Regions from separate parts of the Homo sapiens genome. Here region 2 is linked to region 1. Evidence: read pairs that join two places in POLR2A ChIA-PET (ENCODE). Cell type or tissue: Caco-2. All regions are shown on one strand. Region 1 overlaps ITPK1 (inositol-tetrakisphosphate 1-kinase). Region 2 has its middle 9.4 kb from the start of MOAP1.

What was found. Peaks named below come from ENCODE experiments on the same cell type or tissue, not always from the same donor. Only the 100,000 strongest peaks of a DNase experiment are listed, where the experiment ranks them.
Region 2: POLR2A ChIA-PET joins it to region 1 with 13 read pairs; 4 of 35 experiments call an interaction of 5 or more read pairs at or near these places.

What each region holds. Positions count from the first base shown.
Region 1 is chr14:93,040,717-93,045,716 of GRCh38, forward strand. The region is part of intron 3 of ITPK1 (inositol-tetrakisphosphate 1-kinase); the gene reads right to left. Among named protein-coding and RNA genes, the nearest start is that of ITPK1-AS1, 24 kb to the right of the region's middle. RefSeq lists enhancers at 1-523, 4,748-5,000. In Caco-2, no CTCF peak of the experiment used is centred here; DNase peaks (open chromatin) are centred at 2,945, 3,595 and 3,993.
Region 2 is chr14:93,173,002-93,178,001 of GRCh38, forward strand. No RefSeq gene overlaps it. Among named protein-coding and RNA genes, the nearest start is that of MOAP1, 9.4 kb to the right of the region's middle. In Caco-2, no CTCF peak of the experiment used is centred here; no DNase peak of the experiment used is centred here.

The sequences.
Region 1 (5,000 bases):
GAAGTAGCTCTGTGCCCCCTCTGGGTCACTGCCATTCTCTTTCTCTGGTGACTGCCTCCCTCTGGGTGGGGCCGTATGCAGCTGTAGGAAACAGCCAAGCTTGGGAGGCAGGAGAACTAGAAGCAAGGTCCTGGCTCCATCACCTGGATGGAAGGCCCTGGGAACTACTTCACCTCACCAAGGCCCCGTCTTCTCCCCTGTAAAAAAGGAAGGATCCTGCCTACATCTCGAGGTGTCGTGCACATTCAACAAGATAGGATGTCTATGCACTGAGCTCAGAGCAGAAGTGTAACTCTACCACTCCCCATCAATACAGAGTGTGGGGGGAGATGGTTGGTCTCGTATATACGACAGCCATGAACCTAATCCCCTGTCAGGAGGGGGCTATTTTGATCAGTGATTAGCCAGGCGCTGTCCTCAACCATTTACTCCTCACAAAGGCCCTATCCCACAGGCACTAGCATCATTTACATTTCAAAGAGGCTATAAGGCAAGGGCCAGGCTTCCACTGCCCGGCCAGGATCTGAACCTCCCTCCAGGCCCTCTGTCCTACAAAGTACCTTTCAAATGCCCCCTCCTCCAAGAAGTCTTCTCTGACTCCTCCCTGCGGCCAGAAGTGGCAACCCTGTCTCTGCACAGTATTGCCTGGGCATCCTTCCCTCCTCTCAGTATGAGTTACTCTGAGGCCCAGAGACCAGCAGGTTCTGGGATGTGAGCACCAGAACCTTCCTGGGGCTGACCTGAGCAGCAAGGGACCTCACTAAAAGGCCACTGTGCAGGTCAGAAAACACAGGAAGCTGGGAGAGCCACGCTCAGAAACCGGGCCTCTGCCAGGGAGGCTGTTCACCCAGAGAAGCACAGTGAAAGTAGGCCCTGTGGCAGGCAGGCAGGCAGGCAAGGCCCCTGCCCAGCCCACACCCGGGCACACAGGGCTCAGCATCCCATCTGGCACCTGCCTCTGCCACTGAGCCACCATGACGAATGCTCCCTGTCCTGCTTCCTGAATCCCAGCACCAGGGGGTGGGTCTGGCTGGCAGGCCCCAGTCCTGTGCTCGCACCCAGCACTACAGGTGACAAGAGTTCCTGGCCTTTCCTGTCTGGCCTCCAAGATACATATGGAAGAGAATCCTCAGATGTAAACTCAGAGGGGGTTCAGATGCTAGGAACTCCCAAAACACAGCAAATCTATCCTGCAGCCCCCTGTTAACCATATGTTCCTGGTAGCAAGGACCCTATCTCACCCAGCCTGTGTCCCCCGCGGTGTCTAATCCTAAGGGCCACCTACTAAATGACAACAGCAGTGACCGCCTACCACACAGCTGCCATGTGCAGGTGTCATGCTGGGTCCTCACAGACTTCCTCTCACCCAGTCCTCACAACACCCACTGCAGGAGGTACAAATCAAGTTATTTTATAAGTTGAGGAAATTAACCTTCTAGAGAACAAATGACTCAAGTGCCCTGAATCTCACAGTAACAAATCCAAGATTCTGACACAGGTACAGCAAACTGGAAACACGTTTTCTCTACTCCGCCACCCTGCTGTTCTAGTAAACGTTCATTCAGTGAATGATAGCCATATGTGAACAGAAAGTGGCTAAGAACAAAAACAGTCCCTCTCTCCCCAGCCAAGCAGCTTCGACCCTAATCCCTGAGTGGGCCTTGATGCTGGGGGTTTTGGAACATGCCTGGCACATGTTTGGGTCACCAAAACCCTCCTAACATGCAGCCATTTGCCAAAAGGATTTGTTTGAGGCTGCGATCTCTCTAGTTTTGAGGGTGCTGATCGGATACCCCTAACAGCGACAGGGCTGGGAACTGGGACAAGGCAGAGCTGGACTTAACACGGCTTTGAAGCAAAGATCCAAAACTCAGGCCAGTGCCCCACCTGCATGTCCTGATGGGCCTGACAGGGCACTGGGGCTTGTGGGGTGGCTGCAGCGCTCAGAGGGAGAAACTGGTGGGCAAAGAAAGGGAGAAGGGCCTCGGACAAGGAGAAGGAAATTAAAGTTTCAATCATGGCTGGCTGCGGTGGCTCACACCTGTAATCCCAGCACTTTGGGAGGCCAAGGTGGGCAGATCACTTGAGGTCAGGAGTTCAAGACCAACCTGAGCAACATGGTGAAACCCCATCTCTACTAAAAACTCAAGAATTACCCAGGCATGGTGGCGTGCACCTGCAATCGCAGCTACTCGGGAGGCTGAGGCAAGAGAATAGCTTGAACCCAGGAGGCGGAGGTTGTAGTGAGCCAAGATCGCACCACTGCACCCCAGCCTGGTGACAGAGCGAGACTGTCTCAAAAAAAAAAGTTTCAATCTTAACTCTACAAATTGACTTGAAGTCCAAACTCTTTCTCATCCAGCTACTGCCAGCTCCCCACCGAGGCCCACACTTTGGGGAAAACCCTTAGAAACTTCTTGTCATTGGTTAAAAAAATATTGACCCAGGATTGGCCACGTGGGCCACAGGTGGTTTCACAGCACACACAGAACCAGAAGCTGGGGCTCAGAGAAGCAAAATAACTTGCCCAAGATCACACAGCTAAGGAGATCGGATTGAAATCCACCCCAGTTTATGTGCACAGACAGAAGGGGAGAAAAGAGATGTGGGGCAGGTGGATTTCTGAGGGCAGGAAATACCAGTGGGAAAGCCGAAGACAGCACAGTAGAGACTGCAAAAGCCCAGTGCTCTGTGGAGTCACTGCAGAAAGCACCGAACACATCCAAGGCTCAACCCATCAGGCACTCTTTCCTTTGGGGCTACTTCCAACAGGAAATTCCAAGTGTCCCTGTCAAGCAGGGGAAATGCCATCCTGGGTCCAAGGCAGCAGGGCAGCCTCCCTGCCCCGCCCAGCCCCACCTACATGAAGAACAAAGTGCACCAGGCAGGAATGTGCACTCAGGCCGTAGCCAGCCTCAGCCTGGCTCATTCTTATCTGTGGCTTGATTAAAACAAGCTTGGATTACACCACAATCTTTAAGCCCCAAGGCTGGGGGTGGTGTCACCAGGAATCTGTTCCAAGCGCACGTCATGCCCAGGCCACCGTTCTCCTTCCCCTCATTGGTGGCAGGCTGGCATCCTGCAGGAGGCCCTTCCCAGACCACAGCCCCACCCTTCCTCTCCTGCCGCCCACCTGAAGGCCCCAATACACATCTTCCTACAGTTCTGGCTTCAACTCTGTTCCTGAGACCTTTACTGCCCCAAGTCCACTACCCTGAGTTCTGGGCAAATGAAAAATCTTTTCCCCTTCACCAGATTTCTCAAATCCAACCATTCTGGAACCCGGCTTGTGGATGGCTAGGCTCTAGCCTCCCTCCTCTTCTGTCCCATCACCCTGGGAAGACAGAGCCAGAGGGTACTGAGGAATTCAGGTGGGAGGGGTTGGGGGGGAGGTGAGGAGGGGGTCCTAGGAGCAAATGGAGGGTCACAAACTGAAGCGCCCATGGGGCAAATGTAAACCATGAGGCTGGTGGTGTGGGACAACAGAGAATGGTGGGGCCTAAGGGGCAACCAGCTTAAACACTGGCAACAAATTCAAAGGAAAGAATGTAAAATTCCTGTGTGGGCCAAACAGATTGCATGCAGGCCCAGGTATATCTGAGTCACCCACGTGTAATCTGGTCCAACCCCCTCCGCAGAGATAGGAAAGCTGAAATCCAGACACAAGGAAGGGACCATGAATAAGTTTGTGCTGGCGATTACTGAGAAAGTCTAGCATAAAAATTAAACCGAAGCCTAGGCCGAACACTGGCATCCCTCTGCTTGGCTGTGAAGCTGGTGAGGATGCTGCACTCGGCCTGGCAGCAGATGGAAACTCTGGAACTCGAGGGCCACGGATGAGCCACAGGGCCCCCCAGGTAAAGGACTGACAGCCAGCCATGCAAGCCCCTGGGACTGACCCAGATGCAGAACTGACCAATGTGGCGACAACCATCACCCAACCCTGTGGGGCTGTAGATCTCAGAGGAGGTGGGACAGTGGCCCAGCGGACAGCAACACGGCAGAGAGGGAAGAAGGGTGTGGCCTCTGTCTATGGCCTGGCCAGAAGGGCCACCGCAAGCACCAAGGCTAGCAAAGGAGGAAGAGGAAGAAGCAAGAAAAACCCGACACCGTGACGGACTAGCGTGGGCCGCAAGTCAGGGTTGTGGTTCTTTAGGATATATCTTAACAGGGTAAGGGCCTTAAATGCCCTTTCCCCACCAACCTGACAGGGTTTAGCACCAGGACTCCTGGCCAGGGCAGGCCCCAGGGCTCTAGGATCTGTCAGATCAGGAAGAAAGGGGCATTTAAGGTCTCCCTCCTGTAAGATCTACCTTAAAGAACCAGATCCCTGACTTTGCAGCCCAGTGCCATGCTGCTTTTGAGCCTGAAATGGAAGTCTGTGCCTTAGTTCCAAGTCACCAGGCACTGGTTCCTTGCCCTTGCAGGCACAGGGCATCAAGATCAAACCAAACCTCCAAGCCTCACCTCTCACAAATAAGCAGAGGCCAGTTACCCCTCTGGGCAAGACCTCAGGCCCCTGTCCCTGCCAGTCAGCAGCTCTGCCTCCCGCAGCGCTTGAGGGCTGGTCCATGCAGCCGGCCAGGAAACCACAGAGGCCAGGTCAGAGTGGCCTTTTAATTCAACTCCCCTGGTGACCCTGAAGAGCACTGCCGCAGACTGAGAGGCTGGAAGTAGGCTATGCTGCCCCTGCCCCATAACAAAGACTCTACAGCAAATCACCAGGATGGGGGAAGATTAGCGCAAAGTGGGTGGAGAGTCTCCCTGAAACGTACTGACAGCACTTAAAAACCAATTAGATGGCACGTGCCTGTAGTCCCAGCTACTCAGGAGGAGGAGGTGAGAGGAGGATCACTGGAGCCCAGGAGTTCAAGGCTGAAGTGCGCTATGATTGCATCTGTGAAATAGCCACTGTACTCCAGCCTGGGCAACACAGCGAAACCCTATCTAAGAAAATCCAATTAGAGACCTTGGCTTACATGCAATCAGAGAACTAATTA
Region 2 (5,000 bases), 130 kb after region 1:
TGGCATGCACCTGTAGTCCCAGCTACTCAGGCACCTGAGGTGGGAGGATCGCTTGAGCCTGGGAGGTCAATGTTGCAGTGAGCTGTGATCGTGCCACTGTACACCAGCCTGTGCAAAAGAGTGAGACAAAAGTAAAAAAATAAAAGCTTTTGTTAAATATTTAGGGTACAGTTGCTTAGAAACCAGAAGCTGGTTGGTACAAGGTAAGTCTTCTCCCCACTCCGAAAGAGGTGTGAGAGTGTCAGAGGCCAAGCAGGTTATTGCTTCTTCTTTTTTTTTTTTTTTGAGACAGAGTCCCCTCTCTTACCCAGGCTGGAGTGCAGTGGCGCAATCTTGGCTCACTGCAACCTCTGCCTCCTGGGTTCAAGTGATTCTCCTGCCTCAGCCTCCCAAGTAGCTGGGATTACAGGCATGCGCCACCACCCCTGACTAGTTTTTGTATTTTTAGTAGAGACGGGGTTTCACCATATTGGCCAAGCTGGTCTCGAACTCCTGACCTCAGGTGATCCGCCTGCCTTGGCATCCCAAAGTGCTGGGATTACAGGTGTGAGCCACCGCACCCGGCTTATTGCTTATTCTTAAAGTACACTCAGAAGGGAGGGAAGTGAGATCAGGAGGGAATCGGGGAAGCCGAGAAGCAGCTGGACATTTACAGCTTGGAATAGGGAAGATTTAGGAGACACTTATGCTTGTACGCTAAAAAAGTGAACATATGCTGGCTGTTCACTAGTGAACCTCAAATGGCCTCTAGCACCCTTTAGAATGGACACAGGGCAATTCTGTGCTTACTACTCGGATACATGAAGGAATGGATGGAGGATTTTTTTCTCTTTTAATCTAGTTCTAATAGAGGAATTTTGTCATTTGTAGGTAAAATATAAAGTTAGAAGTAACAAAAATATAGGCTTTTTCTCTGCATAGGTAAAACTAACAGCTGTCAGCAGCAGCCTCTAAGACAGCCGCAGTGATTCCCTCCTCCTGGAATCCACACCCATGTTTCTCTCCTCCCCTTGAGCATGGGCTGGATTACCGACTTGCTTCTAATGAATAGAATATGACACAGCAATGGGATGTCACTTTTGAGATAAGATGGTTAAAAGACGGTGGCTTCCGTGTGGGTGTTCTCTCTCACTCTCTCCTGGATCACTTGTTTCCAGGGGAAATCAGCCCTGTGTCATGAGGCAGCCCCGGTGGACAGGCCCACGTGGGTGAGTGTGAAAGATGATCATGTAAGACACAGCCGCAGCCCCGGCTGGCTGCTCTGCTGCAGTCTCTGAGAGTGAGAACCACCCAGGTAAGCTGCTGCCAGATTCCTGATCCACGGAAACTGTGAGATAACAGCTATTAAACCATTGCTGCTTTCAGACACTAAGTTCCGGGTTAGTTGATGATGCAGCAGTGGTGAACAGAGACAAGAGCTATCTCTGAGTATTCACTGTGCAGTGGCTGACAGCACTTTACAGGTACAGGTTTACTAGGTCCTCACAATGACCCCTGGGAATGAGTTTCATTACTATCCCCATTTTCAGTTGAGGAAACTGAGGCCCCAGGCAGGGTTAATCAACTTGCCCAAGGTCACAGAGTTAGAAAATGGTGAAGCTGGAATATTTTTGTTTTTGGAGACGGAGTCTCGCTCTGTCGCCCCGGCTGGAGTGCAGTGGCATGATCTTGGCTCACTGCAACCTCTGCCTCCCAGGTTCAAGCAGTTCTGCCTCAGCCTCCCGAGTAGCTGGGATTATAGGCATGCGCCACCACACCTGGCTAATGTTTTTGTATTTTTAGTAGAGATAGGGTTTCACCATGTTGACCAGGCTGGTCTCGAACTCCTGACATCAAGTGATCCACCTGCCTCAGCCTCCCAAAGTGCTGGGATTACAGGTGTGAACCACTGTGCCCGGCCTGAAGCTGGAATCTGACCTGGGGCAATCTGGCACCAGAGTCTATGCTCCTATGAAGACAGGTTAAAAAATAGCTGCTCATATTTCACTGGCTAGACCTGAATTATCTGCCCACGCCTATAGCAAGCAGTTTGGCAAAGGATACCAAGTCATTTAAACTTATCAGATTTACCACTCTCTCAGGAGGCTGAGGCAGGAGGATCACTTGAGCCCAGGAGTTCGAGGCTGCAGTGACCTATGATTGCACCACTGCATTCCAGCATGGGCTAGAGAGTGAGACCCAATCTCTAAAATAAACAAACAAAAACAACAACAACAAAAGATTTACCACCCACTCTTTCTATTAGGACTAGAGAGAGGCTGAGCTTCCTCTGATATTAACGGTTCTGTAAAGTGGGTGAACAAATCTTAATTACAAAAGAGGAAAAGGGTTAATAGTTGCTGTGCTGGGTGGTAGCGAACAGTGTTGTCTCTTCTGTAGCATAAGTTACGCTGTATTATTATTATTGTTATTGGAGAGAGACAGAGAAGAGACGTAATGGATTGGGTTTAGGTTACAAGGTTAGAAACAGGTTCACCAATGATTATATTCATTTCCTCATGCCTACTCTCGCTGAGGCGGGTGGATCTCTTGAACTCAAGAGTTTGAGACCAGCCTGGGAAACATGGTGAAACCCTGTCCCTACAAACAATGACAAAAAATTAGCTGGGCATGGTGGTGCATGCCTGTGGTCCCAGCTACTCCGGAGGCTAAGGTGGTGGGAGGATTGTTTGGGCCCGGGAGGTCAAGGCTGCAGTGAAACATGATCGTGGCACTGCACTCCACCCTGGGTGACAGAGTGAGACCCCATATAAAAAAACAAAAAAACAAAAAAAAACAAGAAATATTGATCGGCTGGACATAGTGGTGTGTGTGTGTGGTCCCAGCTACTCAGGAGGCTGAAGTCAGAGGATTCCTTGAACCTAGGAGTTTGAGGTTTCAGTGGGCTGTGTTTGCACCATTGCACTCCAGCTTGGGGAACAGAGTAAAACCATGTCTCAAAAAAGAAAAGAAATATTGATTACCTTCCAAGTGTATTGGGCTTATCTAGGGATATGATACTCCTTGAAGAGGAGTATAGAATCTAGTGGGAGAGTTAAAAGGCACACTCATCAAAAGATATGCTGATAATATTTGGAAACACATATTAAATGACAAATATTAAGAACTTAGTGTCAGTTTATAGCTTACTTATTTATTTATGTTTTTGAGACAGAGTCTCACTCTGTCGCCTAGGCTGGAGTGCAGTAGTGTAATCTCGGTTCCCTGCAACCTCCGCCTCCTGGGTTCAAGTGATTCTCCTGCCTCAGCCTCCTAAGTAGCTGGGATTACAGGCATGCACGACCACGCCCAACTAATTTTTTGTATTTTTGGTAGAGATGGGGTTTCACCATGTTGGCCTGGCTGGTCTCAAACTCATGAGCTCAAGCGATCTGCCCACCTCAGCCTCCTAAAGTGCTGGGATTACAGGCGTGAGCCACTGCACCCGGCCCAGTTTATAGTTTAGAGATACTCAAAAGAATCCTCTGAGTACCAGAGTTTTAGAGCTAAAAGAGAGCACAGATTTTGTAGGTAAATAAACTGAAGTCGAAGAGGAATTAAGCATCTCAGCTCAGGTCACAGAGCAAGACAGAAGCAGCCTCAGATTCAGGTTCCCAGTTGGGCCCCACCACTACTTAGCTTCGTGTCCTGGAGCAAAGCCTCTCACCCTCTCTGAACCTCACATGCCTCATCTGTAGAATTCTACTATTGTAGACTCAACCTCTGACTCCCAAACCACCTTTTAGGGTGGTGACTTACAAGCCTACTTTACAGTGAATTAATGACTAATTATCAGTAAATCAGTGTAATAAATGACACTAATTTATTTAACATACTTACCCAGTTTATATGGTAATATAAGAATAGGCCAGGTGCAGCTGCTCACGCCTGTAATCTCAACACTTTGGGAGGCCAAGGCAAGCAGATCACCTGTTGGAAATTTGAGACCAGCCTGACCAACATGGAGAAACTTCGTCTCTACTAAAAATACAAAATTAGCCAGGTGTGGTGGCGCATGCCTGTTATCCCAGACACTCGGGAGGCTGAGGCAGGAGAATCGCTTGAACCCGGGAGGTGGAGGTTGCAGTGAGCCGAGATCGTGCCATTGCACTCCAGCCTGGGCAATAAGAGCAAGACTCCAGTTCAAAAAAAAAAAAAAAAAAGAAAAAGAAAACTAGGCCTGGTGTGGTGGCTCACGCCTGTAATCCCAGCACTTTGGGAGGCCGAGGCAGGCAGATCACCTGAGATCAGGAGTTCAAGACCAGCCTGGCCAACGTGGTGAAACCCTGTCTCTACAAAAATACAAAAATTAGCCAGGAATGATGGCAGGTGCCTGTAATCCCAGCTATTTGGGAGGCTGAGGGGGAAGAATCGCTTGAACCCAGCAGGCGGAGGTTGCAGTGAGCCAAGATCGCGTCACTGCATTCCAGCCTGGGTGACAGAGTGAGACTCAGGCTCAAAAAAAAAAAAAACAAGACAAAACAAAAAACCAACATCTCTAAAAGCAGAGTGAGGCTGGCTGGCAGCAGCAGAAGGAGAGCATGTGGGAACCCACCATAGCTCCATAGTGCTTTGAACCTCAATTTCTTTCTTTCTTTTTTTTTTTTTTGAGGCAGAGTTTCACTCTTGTTGCCCAGGCTGGAGTGCAGTGGTGCGACCTCAGCTCACCGCAACCTCTGCCTCCCGGGTTCAAGTGATTCTCCTGCCTCAGCCTCCCAAGTAGCTGGTATTACAGGCACACGCCACCACGCCCGGCTAATGTTTGTATTTTTAGTAGAGACAAGGTTTCTCCATGTTGGTCAGGCTGGTCTCGAACTCCCGACCTCAGGTGATCCACCTGCCTCTGCCTCCCAAAGTGCTGGGATTACAGGTGGGAGCCACCACGCCCAGCCTGAACTTCAATTTCATTCTCTTTAAAATAAGTAACTTTCAGAAGTTGATCTGGTTTCCAATGTTGAGAGACGCTCTAGCTGGGAGTGAAGTGGAATCACGAAGAATGTTCTCATTTAAATAGACTGAGA